Regions from separate parts of the Homo sapiens genome. Here region 1 is linked to region 2. A link is an interaction called in ENCODE POLR2A ChIA-PET data of the cell type or tissue named here. Cell type or tissue: A673. All regions are shown on one strand.

What was found. Peaks named below come from ENCODE experiments on the same cell type or tissue, not always from the same donor. Only the 100,000 strongest peaks of a DNase experiment are listed, where the experiment ranks them.
Region 1: POLR2A ChIA-PET joins it to region 2 with 6 read pairs; 2 of 35 experiments call an interaction of 5 or more read pairs at or near these places.

What each region holds. Positions count from the first base shown.
Region 1 is chr14:58,627,111-58,635,110 of GRCh38, reverse strand. It overlaps a transcript of DACT1 not described here. Among named protein-coding and RNA genes, the nearest start is that of DACT1, 6.9 kb to the left of the region's middle. RefSeq lists an enhancer at 6,055-6,941. In A673, no CTCF peak of the experiment used is centred here; no DNase peak of the experiment used is centred here; H3K27me3 peaks cover 2,570 bases.
Region 2 is chr14:58,914,944-58,922,943 of GRCh38, reverse strand. The region is part of intron 3 of LINC01500 (long intergenic non-protein coding RNA 1500); the gene reads right to left. It overlaps LOC124903325 (a long non-coding RNA gene), which reads right to left. Exons shown (of 2, transcript XR_007064195.1): 1 at 6,285-8,000; 2 at 4,888-5,613. Among named protein-coding and RNA genes, the nearest start is that of LINC01500, 91 kb to the right of the region's middle. In A673, no CTCF peak of the experiment used is centred here; a DNase peak (open chromatin) is centred at 3,573.

The sequences.
Region 1 (8,000 bases), 290 kb after region 2:
TATCTCCTTTCTAATGTTGTTCAGCCCTAGTTGGTTCTTTTGCTTTCCCTGGACACGCCTGTCTGCTCAGAAAAACTGTTAATTGACACTCAGAAAGTGTACCACTAACGATGGGGTGGACCTGCTGCCTGGATGATCTGGAGAGTAAGATAAAGTTGCCAGCATGAAAAAGAGTCTTGGCTGAATATATTACAGTGGTGTTAACTTATGCTTGAAGATCTTTCCTGGGCAGAGCCAGAACATGTCCCTCATATCACACAGTCTGATGCTTTGTCCTTAGGCAGAACAGCTCCTAACAGCACCCCCACCAAAGTCTGAGCATCATTCTACAAATGCCTTGTCCAGCGGTGAACATTCTATTGCAGCCAAGCAAAGTAAGGGGCATCAGTTGCACATTTTGCCATCAAGCAAAGCAACAAAATGATGCCTTGCAGCTTTTATGGCCAAACAAACACAAATGATGTAATTGGGAAAAGCTGTCTCCGAATAGGAGGAAAAGAGTAAAGGGCAATCCTTTGAGCTGGAGAGATGACCACCATTCGAGGGTCTGGGATCAAAGCCCCAGCCAGACATCAAAGCCCATTTGAGTCTAATGCCAAAAAAGCCACAGTGAATTAAACTTCATATATAAACTAATTATAGCTTGACCCCACAATCAGGCTTCAGTGAGCACACAGGGGAAAGAAAGCAGACATTGAAACAAAAGATCAAGAAAAAAGAAGCGTGGTAGCAAAATGGGGCAACATCATGGCCCTGAAAATTTTAAACATCTTTTGAGGGCAGAAGGGAATAGGGGAATAGCAGAAGAAACAGCAAATGTTTGACAATGCTGGTCTTGTTTGAAAGGCTATGAAACAACTCCTTCCATCCTCTCTGGTGCACAACCAAACACTACCAAATAAACCATCCTACATGAAAAGGTTACCTTTTAGCTGTGTTTTAGTGCTGTTAAAGAGGTTTTTGTTGAAGAAGGCCAGGGTGATTCCATGAAGTTTGGTGGTAAGTTTTTCAAGAGGCTCCTGCTTCCTCCTGCAGAGCACTGTGGATTCCAAAGATTCTAGAATGTCTGGAAGTGAGTTGCATTCCCCACCGTCGTAATCACTGATTAAGGTGATTAAGTCTCCACCAGCCTCAGACTTTTGTCCCTTAGCTCTGCCATTTCTACCGGTCATCTTTACAGATGGAAGGTGCAGAGTTCCATGTGTGCAAATACCTAGAGCCACATACTGTGGTACTAATACAATGAAAGGATTTGATTTCAAAGCAAAATTTAAAAGTGTTTCAGAGACAAGTGGCTTTTTTTTTTTTTGAGACACGGTTTTACTCTATCACGCAGGCTGGAGTGCAGTGGCACGATCTCAGATCACTGCAGCCATGACTTCCTGGGTTCAAGTGATCCTCCTTCCTCAGCCTCTCAAGTTGCTAGGACTACAGGCTAATTTTTATATTTTTTGTAGAGATGGGTTTTGCCGTGTTGGCCAGGCTGGTCTTGAACTCCTGAGCTCAGGCAGTGCACCCGCCTTGGCTTCTCAAAATGCTAGGATTACACAAGTGGCTTCTTTAACCAATTGTATTAGGTGGATTTTGCTCTTACTCTGCTTTATTGGGACCATTTCTCCAATTATTTAAAAATTTTAATTTCAGGCCAGGCGTGGTGGCTCATGCCTGTAATCCCAGCACTTTGGGATGCTGAGATGGGCAGATCACTTGAGTCCGGAAGTTCGAGACCAGGCTGGCCAACATGGCAAAACCCCGTCTCTACTTAAAAATACAAAAATTTCCCGGGCGTGGTGGTACGCGCCTGTAATCCCAACTACTGAGGAGGCTGAGGCAGGAGAATCGCTTGAACCCGGGAGGTGGAGGTTGCAGTGAGCCGAGATCGCGCCATTGCACTCCAGCGGCGACAAAGTGAGACTGTCTCAAAAAAAAAAAAAAAAAGATTTAATTTCACAAACTGGCAAACAGTTGCATATATGATTTCATAATTCATAGAATCTTTTCAATCACATTTTTATATACAGACATTAGTACTTTCTTAAAACAACATCTAAATTTATAACCTGAATACTTAATAACTGAAATATTAATTTTTTTTAAAAAGGCATTTTCCTGGGATAAAAACAAATATGTACCATCATAATTACACTGCACCTCTTTGAATATTCACTCACAGATATTTATTGAGTACCTAATACCAGGCACTGGGAATACAGTGGGTAAACAAGTCAGATATAGTCCCTACGTTCACAGAGCTTATGGTCTAGAAGGTAAACTGGCACTAATTATATAACCACATACATAAGTGTGTATGTGTGCATTTACAAATTGTGAAACTATCACAATTTGCAAAATAATATTTTTAAACAGATATATTCTATGATTATATCCAAAAAGTCATACTCAAATCACAAAAATATATTACTGACCTTTATAATCCTTAAGTTTTTTCTGGGGAAGGAGATCTTATATTTTACTTTGTGTTATCTTTTTTTAAAAAATATTTATTCTCCTTAAAGCCACATTTGAAATTTCTTTAGGAAGATACTTGCTGTATAGCAAAACAGTTCAATATTTCATCTAAATATCTTCCACTGAAAGGGAGTAACTAGTACATGTAAATAAGTTTTAAGATAACTTAAGTACCGCACTGATCTAGTACTACCTTTTCCTCAGAATAATCCCAGAAAGGTGAAAGAGAAAGCATCACTCCAACCCATGGTACTATGAGCAATTTCCAGTATGGTTTTCTGATCGTTTCTACATAGCATACAGAAATGATCAATGAAGTGACATTTTGTGGGAGAGCCCTAGATTATTAACATGAAAGTGGAGGCTTTTGATTTAGGATATAGACATTTGGTCCAACTTTTCCATCTCCTTTGCTCCTGTGAACCCAGCCTCTCTGAGGCCAGGCAAGAACTCTAAACAAGTTCCCATACTGATTTCCTGGCCCGTGTTGGCCTCCAAGACCCGCACAGCCTCTTTAATTAAGACCCCTCAGGGGCTTAGGGATCCCTGTGGAAAAGCCCAGAATGCCATTATCACCCCGGGAGAGGCTGAAAATGCACACTGCTGGCCCGGCTCGGGTCGCCTTGCCCCACGGGGCGCCGCCTCCTCTAATCCCGTGGCACCTCCGCAGGGTGCAGTGTGAAGAGTAGCACATCCACTTCAAACAGAAGTCGGGCCCAGAGTGTATGTTTGGGCTAAGGGAAAGGATGGGGGTCGTGAAGAGCCTCAGATTCAAAGAGAAGTCGGCTGGGATGACAGTCAGTGGCTGCGTGCGGCTCAGAGACCTGAAGGGACCGATAGGAAGCCTAGGGGCTCTACTTCCATCTCCCTCTGGCCGCCCCCGCCCAGGGACTTCTCCCTCCTGAGCCGAGATGCTTTGAAGTCCGGGAGGGTGGTTTTGACAACAGATGGGACAATTCGCTTCTGTTCAGTTTGGTCCTATAGAGGAATTTGGTTTACCCACTCTTGGCTTTAATAGAAGCTGTTTTCTTAGAAGAAAGAATCCGATTCTAATGTGGCACTTACTGAGGTGGTGGAAAGACAGAGATTTCGGAATCCCGCCAGTTTGGATTAACTCCTGATGCACCACATTCTGCCACTCCATTATGTTCACCATACACTGGTTTTGCCAACTTTGACCTCTCTGAGCCTTGTTTTTCTCATCAGTAAAATAATGCCTAAATCACCACCAACCTAAGAGGGAGGTGGACCCCAAAGTTCCAAATGTTATACACACATGTGCACAAACACACTCACACATAGAATATACAATCAAGGACAAGGACATTCTTATGAGATAAAAATTATCATTAGCCACCATAATTGCCTTGACAGTTTTCATAAGGCATATACATTACATTAAAAAAAAAAAAAAAACCTTTATTTTGAGCTATAAGTAGATCCACCCACTCAAGGACAGAAATCTGGGTACTGCAGTGCTGCCAAGATAAAACACAGAGGTCTGTTCTTTGAAACCATATGGCCCAGTAGAACAGGAGCAGGGTATATGGGGAAGAATATAAATTTTGGCCAGGGTTCAACTCTTTCAACAAGTAATTTAACCTGAACCTCAGCTGCCTTATTTGTAAAATGGGCTTGCTCTTAATTCACAGACAGCTATTGTGAAGGGTTTCGTACACAGTACATCCTGGAATATGGTTTATGAAGCTTAGCCTCTTCCTTTTTTGCCTAGCCTCTTATTAGGGAAAATTTCAAAGCACCAAAGTAGGGAAAATGGTATAATTAATCACCATGAACCCATCACCCAAATTAACAATTGCAGATTATAAACAGGCCCCATTTAGAAATGAATATTTTGACAATTTTGGGACTACCAGATATAAGATAGTTACAGATTAGAGATGTATTTTCATCATTAGTTTAGTGCCAGACATATAATAAGCACTCAATGAATGCTAGATGGCATTATTATCATCATTATCAATTTTTTTCTATAATTTATCCAAAACCTTTTTATGGACCTAATATAACACACCTTTCATCCAAAGAGCACAAGAAGATTTCCCAAAATCTTTGCAATATATCATGGTGTGGGAAGACAAAGATACTCTAAATATCAGGCAGTGAAGTGATTCTGTCAGCCACTCAGGACAAGACTCCAGTTACTGCCCCCTCTGCTTTTCATTGTTCTGTAGACAGTGAGCTCCTCTTGAGAGCTGGATCCACTGCTAATGCAGCTTTACTCTCCAAGGTGAGTGGCAGGACTGGGTGAATGCTTTATGTCTAAAGTCATAGAGTCTGGGCCGGGCGCGGTGACTCACGCCTGTAATCCCAGCACTTTGGGAGGCCGAGGTGGGCAGATTGCTTGAGGCCGGGAGTTCGAGACCAGCCTGGCGAACATGGTGAAACCTCATCTCTACTAAAAATACAAAAATTAGCTGTGTGTGATGGCCCACGCCTGTAATCCCAGCTACTTGAGAGGCTGAGGCAGAAGAATCACTTGAACCCGGGAGGTGGATGTTTTAGTGAGCCACTGAGATTGCACCACTGCACTCCAGCCTAGGCGACAGGGGGAAACTCTGTCTCAAAAAAAAAAAAAAAAAAAAGTGTGAAACAAAGTACTAGGCAAAGAACTCATTAAGCCAAATTAGCTAGCTTGCCAATTAGTTAAAGCATCCCTAATGTCTAGATTCGGTTTCCTTTATTTGGGTGTGTCAGAGCCATTTTTCATGAACAACTAAATTTACTATTGTTAAAAGAAAAACTTTGGACAAATTAAATTTAACAGAGTTTTTTGGGGGGGAACGGGGGTGGAGTCTTGCTCAGCCTCTGGATAGCTGGGACTACAAGCATGCGCCACCACGCCCGGCTAGTTTTTGTATTTTTAGTGGAGACTGGGTTTCACCATGTTGGCCAGGCTGGTCTCAAACTCCTGACCTCAGGTGATCCACCCACTTGGGCCTCCCACAGTGCTAGGATTACAGGCATGAGCGACTGAGCCCAGTCTAACAGAGTTTTATTGAGCAAAGAACAATCTTGAATCAGGCAGCACCCCTCCCCACTTGATCAACACTGCCCTAACAAGAATAGGTTTAGAGGAACTCCTGGGGCTACCACATGGTCAGATAACATTTATGGGCAGAAAAAGGAAAGTGCCATACAGAAAAGAGAAGTGAGGTACAGAAACAGGGGGATTGGTTACAGCTTTGCTTTTGCCTTTTTGAACAGGATTTAAACAGTTGGCTGCCTGTGATTGACTAAAACTGATCTGCTGTGGTTTACAAGTCTGCTTGGACATCCAGTTAGGTTAAGATTCACTATATATGGAGAAACTTTTAGGCTGAACTTAAAATATGTAAGGAGGTTAAAACTCTGGTGCTGTTCAGAAGCGAGATTGTGCCTGTGAGTAGCCACTGCACTGCAGCCTAGGCAACATAGTGAGACCCCATTTCTATTTATTTAAAAATGCAAGGAGGCGGCTTTAGGCTAAAGTTAATTTAACACTATGTTACATAAATTAAAATTACGGCCATTATGCATAGAAACACTGAAGCCAAGAATGTGACTTTGAAAACTCAGAAGTGAATTCTTAGCTTAATTAATGTGGCCTCTCTTGTTCAATTAAACTCCTCAAGGGCAGGGATAAATTCTGTATCATCTCTAACTCTCTCAGAATGAAGCCCAATACAAAGCAGATACTCAACAAAAGCTTATTTAATGTAATCACCTTCAAAGTAGATTGAGATCGAATCCCCTGTCTGTGACACACCAGAAGGACTGACCTTGGAAAATTCTAGAAATAGACGTTTAGAAACAAACCAAAATGGGTGCTTTTCCTGTCTGCTCCACTTTCAGACATGTCTCTTGTGAGTTTGTGCCTCATAGGAAAATGTGAGGAAGCAGGAAAAAGAGAAACAGTTCCATTTCTGAAAAGATAAGAATAAAGTCTGATAAAGACAAAAGGCATTTGGGCTCAGTGGAGTTAAAACAAACTCAGACCGCTCAGCCTGTTTGAAGTTGAGGAGAAACAGAGAACGACCCATCAGTCCATTGTGGAGCACAAAGCAGCTTAATCAGCATTTCATCATGGGTCGCCCAGGCAAGGCCTGCGGGCACTGTGCAAAAAGCCCTGCCTATTTTTACCTAGAGGGCTTTTCTACCTGAACACGTGTGTGTGTTGCGTGTGTGTGAGGATGGGAAGTGACTTTCTTATTGCTCCCAGTAATGGAATTAATTCCTAAGAAGATTCTTGAACAATTGGTTCACTTTGGTTTGTCGTTAATTCAAGTTTACCTCTTTGTTATGATTCCAAGCACCTCACAGAGTCCTAAGCACCTCCAAGAGGTTTAATAAATGTTTGTTGAATTGGAGGAAGGGGTAGAAATCACTAGCATTAAAATATGAAACAAATACCATGTCCACTAGGGTGAGGGCTTTTCTAACTGTGCAAGCCCACCTGCCTGAGCACAGAAATATTTACGTTAAAAAGTGTTCAAACTCCAAGCCCTTCTGTCCTGCTGAACATGTACCCAGCAGACCCAAATATATTCTGAATGATACTGGGCTCTTCCCAGGAAGGCTGGATCATACCTTGCCAACTGCCAGCAGCTGCTTCGGTCAGAACAGAGGGAGGAAAACTTGGTTCTGCTGCACCACGGGGGGGTGTCCCTGTATGCATCACGCTGCACCGTGCACCTGGGGGATTTCACTGGCTTAGAAAAACCAACACAGAAAAAGAGCCCCGAGCTTCCATGCACACCTTTTCCTTTCCTTTTTAGCTCATTTCTACATGAAGGAATTCAGTGTCTGTTTTTGGAATTTTTTTTTTTTTTTTTTTTGAGAAGTAGTCTCACTCTGTCACCCAGGCTGGAGTGCAGTGGCTCAACCTCGGCTCACTGCAACCTCCACCTCCTGGGTTCAAGCGATTCTCCTGCCTTGGGCTCCCCAGTAGCTGGGATTACGGGCACATGCCACCATGCCTGGCTAATTTTTTGTATTTTAGTAGAGATGGGGTTTCACCATGTTGGCTGGAATGGTCTCGATCTCCTGACCTCGTGATCTGCCCGCCTCAGCCTCCCAAAGTGCTCAGATTACAGGCGTGAGCCACTGCACCCAGCCTCAGTTTCTGTTTTTAATAGAGCTGAGCCCAATTTAGAATTACAGCACATACTACTCTTGTATCTATACCAGTTGTGTCTTCTGACATCCAAACGACGTCACCCAACCCGTTCCACCCTCCTTCCCTTTGGAATATCCCCACTCCTTTGAAGACCCCCAATAAGCATCTTGGCTATGGAAGGCAATAGAAATGAAAGAGGATCCTTGGCACACCAGCTCCTGTTGAAGAAACACAGAAAACTGAGAGCAGTTTAGCATGTGACCCACGCAAGGACTTTATTTGTTAATAACTCAAGCAGGGAAGAATACAGATACATACAGTCTTTGTTCCTGTATATCACCAGGTAATTGCCCAAGGTTTTGGTCTTTACCAAAAGTCGTCATCCTGTCCAATTTATCTTCCAAAAGAACAT
Region 2 (8,000 bases):
ACCCAGTAATGGGATTACCAGGTTGAATGGTAGTTCTGTTTTAAGTTCGTTGAGAAATCTCCAAACTGCTTTCTACAGTGGCTGAACTACTTTACATTCCCATCAACAGCAATAAGCATTCCTTTTTCTCTGTAGCCTTGCCAGCATCTGTTGTTTTTTGACTTTTTAATAATAGCCATTCTGAGTGGTGTGAGATGGTATCTCATTGTGGTTTTGATTTGCATGTCTCTGATGATTCGTGATGAGGAAAATTTTTTCACATGTTTATTGGCTGCTTGTATGTCTTCTTTTGAGAAGTCTCTGTTCATGTTTTTTTCCCCACTTTTTAATGGGATTATTTGTTTTTTGCTTGTTCAATTATTTAAGCTTCTTATAGTTTTTGGATACTAGACCTTTGTTGAATCCATAGTTTGCAAATATTTTCTCCTATTCTGTAGGTTGTCTGTTTACTCTGTTGATAGTTTCTTTTGCTTTTGTTTTTGTTGCAATTGCTTTTGAGAACTTAGTCATAAATTCTTTCCCAAGACTAATGTCCAGAATGGTGTTTCCTAAGTTTCCTTCTAGAATTCCTATGGTTTGAGGTCTTACATTTAAGTCTTTAATTCATCTTGAGTTTTAATGTTTGTATATGGTGAGAGATAGAGATTCAGTTTCATTCTTCTGCATACGGATAGACAGCTACCCCAGCACCATTTATTGATGGTCCTTTCCCCATTGCTTATTTTTGTTGACTTTGTTGAAGATCATATGGCTGTAGGTGTGTGGCTTTATTTTCTGGGTCTCTGTTCTGTTCCATTCGTCTGTGTTCGTGCCAGTACCATGCTATTTTAGTAGGCTTATAGAATATCTTGAAGTCAGGTAATGTGATGCCTCTGGCTTTGTTATGTTTTTTTGGCTTAGGATTGCTTTGGCCATTCAGGTTCTTTTTTGGTTCCATATTCATTTTAGAATGGTGTTTTCTAATTCTGTGAAAAATGATGTTGGTAGTTTGATAGGAATAGTGTTGAATCTGTAGATTGCTTTTGGGCATTTTAATGATATTGATTCTTCCAATCCATAAGCATGGGATGTTTTTCCATTTGTTTGTATCGTCTGTGATTTCTTTCAACAGTGTTTTGTAGTTCTCCGTGTAGAGATATTTTCACCCCCTTGGTTAGATGTATTCCTAGGAGGTGTGTGTGTGTGTGTGTGTGTGTGTGTGTGTGTGTGTGTGTGGCAGGGGAGGGCGGCAGGGAGGCTATTGTAAATGGTTTTGCATTCTTGATTTTGCTCTCAGCTTAAATGCTATTGGAGTTTGTTTGCTATTGATTTCTGTATATTGAATTTTGTATCCTGAAACTTTACTGAAGTTCTTTATCAGTTCCAGGAGCCTTTTGGTGGAGTCGTTAGGGTTTTCTAGGTGTAGAATCATGTTGTCAGTGAAGAGAGGTAGCTTGACTTCTTTGTTTCCTATTTGGATGCCTTTTATTTCTTTCTCTTGCCTGATTGCTCTGTCTAGGACTTCCAGAATTGTATAGTCTAATATATTTTTAAAAGTGTATAAGTAGCACCTCTGTAATCACCACAATATTCAAGATATAGATCATTTCCATAACCCCAGAAAATTTCTTCTTGCTCCCTTGAAGCCAGTCCTCACCCACTCCACACAGCCACGGATTGGATTTCTACCAACAGAATCAACATAACGTTTTGAAAGATTTATTAATGTCCTTCCACGTAGTAATAGCTGATTCCTTTTTATTGATGTACAGTTTTCTAAAGTATTCAATGGTATGCCTATACCACAGTTTGTTTATCCATTCTGAGTTAATGGGTTGTTTCTGGTTTGAATTATGAATAAAGCTGCTACAAACATTCTTGCACAAGCATTTTTTGGACATATGTAATTTTCCTTGGATAAAAAAACTAGGAGTGAAACTGATATGTCATAAAGTAGGTGTAAATTTAACTTTGTAAGGAAAGACCAGTTTTACAAAATGGTTTATCAGTTTACATTTCTGCCAGCAATGTATGACAGTGCCAGTTCCTTTGCACTCTTGAATATATGGTATTTCAGTCTTTTTCATTTTACCCATTAGAGTAGGTAAAATGGTATCTTATTGTGGTTTTAATTTTTTCATATCTTTATATACACTAACAGTGATGCTAAGCACCTTTTTCTGTGCTTATTGTCTAACATATATCTTCTTTTGTTAAGTGTCTAAGTCTTTTGACATTGGGCTGGGGTTGTTTGTCTTTTTATTATTGAGCTGTAGGAGTTTCCTACATATCCTAGATAGAAGTCCTTTGTCAAATACATATATTATGAACATTTTCTCCCAATCTGTGGCTTATCTTTTCATTTTATTAATGATTTCTTTTGAAATTCAGAACCTTTACTTTTTGATTAAGTTGTTTTATCATTTTTTTTTCTTTTATGGTTGGTGCTTTTTGTCCTGTCAAAATCTTTGCCTTTGAAGGGCCATAAAAATATTGTCCTATGTTTCATGTAGAAGGTTTATGGTTCTAGAAAGTGGTTTGTTTGTTTGTTTTTCCAGTGATTTCTTCTTATCTCGGTGGCAGTAGAGTCTTTCACGTTCTTCTACATCCTATCCAGCAGCGGGATGATATATCCAAGAAAATCTGTTTAAAGTACAACCTTCCAAAATAACTGTCTGACTTAAAATTTTTTTTTAATTTAAATCAACTTTTGATCCTTTGTTTATAGTCTCACCGGCCATAAGATAGTGGATCTGTCATGCTGAATCATGAGAATTTTTTGTACATTTAATTGGATTTCCAACAGGAAATTGTAACTTTATTTTAATAGTGAAAGCCATTTGAAAAACTAGAAAAGCAATGAAATAAAGCAGTTAAGACTCAGGTGCTGAAGTTGTGTTGTCTTCTGTGCAAATCCTAGTTCTGCTCCTCACTAGCTATTTAAACAAACTGAGCTTTACCACATCACTTTCCTCATCTCTAAAATAGTACATAAATGATAGCAACTTCTGAGCTTTGTTGAATGAGAATCAGGAAAGTGCTTAGCAAAGTTTGATTACCATCAATAATAAAGCTTTTCTGTTTCTGCGTCATACCCACAGGGGGAAAAAGATCTTGAGGAAGTTATTTACCAATTCTATTCATACTTTCCCTTCTTTTTGTTTAAAGAAGTCCTTTTTGATTTTTATAGAAGGCAGATGTTTCTTAAGAGATGCTTTATTTTTTTTTTTAATTTTTAAAGGTTGTAAACAGCAAGGGAAAGTAGTGAATAGATGTTTTACTTAACTTTTCAAATTAACTTCAAGAATCTGTCTGTAAACATGGTAAGACATTTTAAGGCTTGACTGTTGTGGAATTTAAAGGTTGTTCCCCCACCTTTCCCCTAGTCTGTGACCCACCCCCAGCAGTGAGCAAATACGTGACCTGAACTGAGGTAGTAGTTTTCATGTGTACAGCTAATGTCAAGGTCCCAGGAGAGGTTAGGTGGCTGGAGTGTAATCAGAGACATCTGTTTGTTGCTAACTGCAATGACTCTCTGCTTAAGTCTTGAGCAAGGTCATTATTCTCAGTCTGTGATGCGCGAGTGCACAGCAGGCCCAGCAGACTGCTCATTAGTATTCTGCACGTTCTATCAGCTAAATTTGCCATTACATTTAGAATGCTTCCGATTGCATATTTTTTTATATTCCTGGCCTCCACAGAGAAATGGATGCCACTGTTGGTGCTCTGACAAGCAGCCGAGCACACAATGATGTATTTGCCATCAAACTAAGGGGGAAAGTTATCAAAACACTTGGCTGTCAACCGTGAATTCAGTTCAAATCATTTAAGTTATGAAAGTAGTTTTAAATGAAAGAAGCAAAAATAATACATAAATCAAGGAAGATTTATGTAGAGAAAAAATCATTTTAATAAGTAAGAATTTACTAAAAAGACTTTGTCCTTCCTCTATAATTTTAAAAGTAAATGAATGCAGATATTTTAAAGCTATAAAATCCTTCATTTGGCCATTGAAATTGATTCCTACTTCAGGCACATTCAACATCACATACTTTGCAAACTTAAGAAATTACATGTTTTAAAGTATATGGCTTTAAAAAGGTAATTAATATTTATATTTAATTATGCTTTTCTCAATATTTCTTAGATGGACCAGATGACATCTGCATTGCTACCTCACAAGAGAAAAAAATGAGAAACATTGTTTCATGGGCCATGAAAGGGATGTATGATTTGTACTCCTACCAGCAGAGCTACTAAAAAATGGAAATTTATGATTTTTGCCCCCCAGAAAAAACCTCATTAAGCTCCTTGAAGAAATAGAAATCTCATGAGCAGTAATCAAAGCATATGAAGCCTCCTGAGTAGTTAACAGAGCCCACTTCATCAGACAATTCCATTGAGAATAGAGTTGCCCAAGGACATGTTTCTTACTGAATGTATTACCGACTGAAATTCAGCTGCAGAAAGCGACTGAGCTAGAAAGCCTCAACAGTAGAATATAGCAGTGAGAATCTTTCCTGAGACTATATTGGCCTTTTGTCATTGTCAAATCCCCAGATACCATAAGCAAACAAGAGGCAGACTGATGTGTGCCATTCGGGGCAAATCCATGAATAGAACAGTCCCGACAGATAGGTAGTGTAAACCCCCACTACCACAGGCCTGAATGGCTGCACTTCCAAGTTTGACATGAGTCAGTCATAGTCTGTGCATGTGTCAGCTCATCATAAGCATACCTTTCCTGTTTCCACTACAAGAAACGCTCACACATGAGTCTAGATGTTATTAGCTGGAGGAAGCAACTTCCAATAGAGAACATACTAAAAGCACTTTGATTTTCAGGCCGTCCTGTGGGACCTGTTCTTAATTTCCTAGGGCTGCTGTGACAAAGTACCACAAACTAGGTGGCTTAATAAAACAAAAATTTATTATCTCGTAGTTCTGGAGGCTAGAAGTCTGAAATCGAGCAGTTGTCAGGGCCATGTTCTCTCTAAAATCTGTAGAGGAGAATCCTTCCTTGCCTCTTCCTCTTCTAGCTTCTGGTATTTGCCATCAATCCTTAGCGTTCCTGGATTTGAAGATGCATCACTCCAACTTCTCTCTCCGTTGTCACATGGCTATCTTGTCTCTGTGTGAATCTTTACATGGTGCTTTCCTTTTCTTGTAAGACCACCGGTCAGATTAGGATCCACCCTAATAACCTCATCTTAATTCGATTACATCTACTAAGACCCAATTCCCATGTGAGATCACATCACAGCTACCAGGGCTGAGGACTTCAACATTCCTCTTGGAGGACACTGTTCAATACAGGACAGACTATGTCGGCGTAAGGAGCCTGAAGGAATGCCAGCAGATGAACAGGATGCAAACAGAGAGAACTGGTTGCAGAAGACAAAGGAAGAGATTTGTAGCATAAGCGTGGGGCCAATATTTGTGAATTGATCAAACTACTACATTAAGTAAAAGAAAGACTAAGTACACTTCAGATTTAACAACAGGAAGGTTATTGGTTAGGTTAACAAAAACAGTGTCTGTAGGACTAAGACCATATCGCACTGGGTAACAAAGTGGGCAGCAACCATGGAAATGAAGGCCATGAGTTGTAGGCAAGTTTCTCAAGACATTCAGCTGTGCAGAGATAAGAGATAAAAAAGTTAGCTATTGAAGAGAACACTGTGATTTTAAGAAGCACCTCTGATGTCAAGAATTTGGAAGCACTTAACATTTAATGATCTTTTTCCATATTGTATGGCCACTGGTTCATGTCTGTCATGGATTAGAACACTAGACACTAGCATCTTCAAACTGATAACAAAGATTGTATTTGAGAGCATGTTGCTTCCATTTTTAACATATTGCTCGCTGTTTATAATGGGATGGACAAAATGTGCAAAGAGATGGTTTGAATTGGAAGGGGCTTGTTAAACATGCTGCAGTGAGGAGGGTACTTTCCTGTAAAAATTCTCATCAAAATTTACTCCTGGCTGCTGGGTTTAGCTAAGTCCATGTCCATGGTAGCTGCTTGCATCAAGGGCCCAATAAGCTCTTCTGGGATTTGCAAGTCACCTGCCTTTATCTTTCTTTTACCATATGTATCAGTCAGGGTTCTCCAGAGAAATACAACCAATAGGACACACACACAGACACACACACACACACACACACAGATATACTTAAAACGTGTGTGTTTTATTTTAAATATATAGATATATAAATGTTTTATTTTAAATATATATGTGTGTATATATACACACACACACACACACACACACATTTTTTTTTTTAAAGAATTGGCTCACATGATTGTGGGAGCTGACAAGTCCAAATTTGTAGGGCAGGCCGAAAACTCAGGCAGGACTTGAAGTTACAGTCTTGAGGCAGAATTTCTTCTCTGGGAAACCAGTTTTTGCTCTTAAAGCTTTCAACTGACTGGATGCGGCCCCACCGCTATTATTGAGGGTAATCTTCTTTACTTAAAGTCAACTGAGTTTAGATGTTAACCACATTTACAAATTCACAGCAGCACCTAGATTAGTGTTTGACTAAATAACTGGAGACTACAACCTGCCAAGTTTATACATGAAACTGACCATCACACTGTCCTCCTCCCAAGGACCTCTAAGAGGCTGCAGCTTTTGAGAAGGTGTGCCAGTTCTGGTCCCAGCAATCAGGTAGATGTCTATAGGCTTGAATTTAGGCTTTCATAGAATACTATTTTTACAGTGAAATCTATATGGCAAATGGAGCTAATAGCTACAAATTAACCACTTAATACAGTTGGCTCACAGAATTACAGATGCCTGCATTCCTTCTGAAAGCAAAATTTGAACCATGATGTGCTTTACTCATTCATGGTAAAAAGATAAAATGCTATTTTATATTCATGGTATAAAGATACCAGGCCCAGCCTGTGGCAATTTGCTCATTATCTTATAGTAATACTACCTATTACTATCTGGAGGTGTCATTAACCTCCTTTCTCCTTAGAGGAGAATTTAATACAAGGCAGATCCGTCTCTCTCACCATTCAGTAGAGCATTTAATTATCAAAGGATCAAAAGCATCTTGTTATAATGTGGTCAAGCAGCACAGACTCCAAGGGAATTATGAAAGATGGCTTAAGTGTAATTTCCTGAAAGAAAATGCAGTCAACAAAAACTTAGACCACAAAAGATGACAGCTTTTGAATCATAACATGTCTATTTCCATATTCCTATCACAGAAAACTCTATTAAGACAACTTACAACGGAAAAAATCATGCAAATAAAGCAAGAGTGTTTTTCATACAGATATACTGAGCATTTGAAGGTGTCACCAAAGGTGCTCACTCGGGAATGCCAAATACTGTTAGCAGCCCCCTTTAGTCCAGGTCATGATGGGAGACTGCAAAACACACACACACGAAGTGAGGGTCTCCAAACTCTCGAAATTAAATGGTTTAAAACCCTGCATTCTCTAATCACATTCCTTTTATTCAGTGTTGATTTTATTACAGCTTCTCTAGAGGAGATTTTTTTTAATTGAAATGAAATAATATGCCAGCAGAAAGATAGGAAACTCACAATTGCATATACAATACTATCATTTATAACTCATCCTTCCAAGATAAAACCAGCTTACCTTCATAGAAAACCTTGATGGCTTTGTTTGGTGGCTAAAACAATACAGAGAGCCATTTAACATGAGTGATAAAAAAGAAATCATGGAGCTGACTTTCCTGTTTATATTTCCCATTTATATTTCCCATTTCCACCCTGCATATATGATTAGAAGATGTCACTCAATTACATTTCAATTTTCTGCCCACTGCATTCATTTAAAAATTTCAGAAATGTTCTGGAAAAGACAATTTATTGAATATATGCTGAATTTGTCATTAGAAATTGAGAAGTATCCAGCTGCACATTTTGCCCTCTCTATCATTTACTTCAGGATATTGTGCTTTTGATAAGTGGACTATGTTTGGATCTTTACATGTATCATATAGAGTATAGTAATCCCTTACAGGGATTTA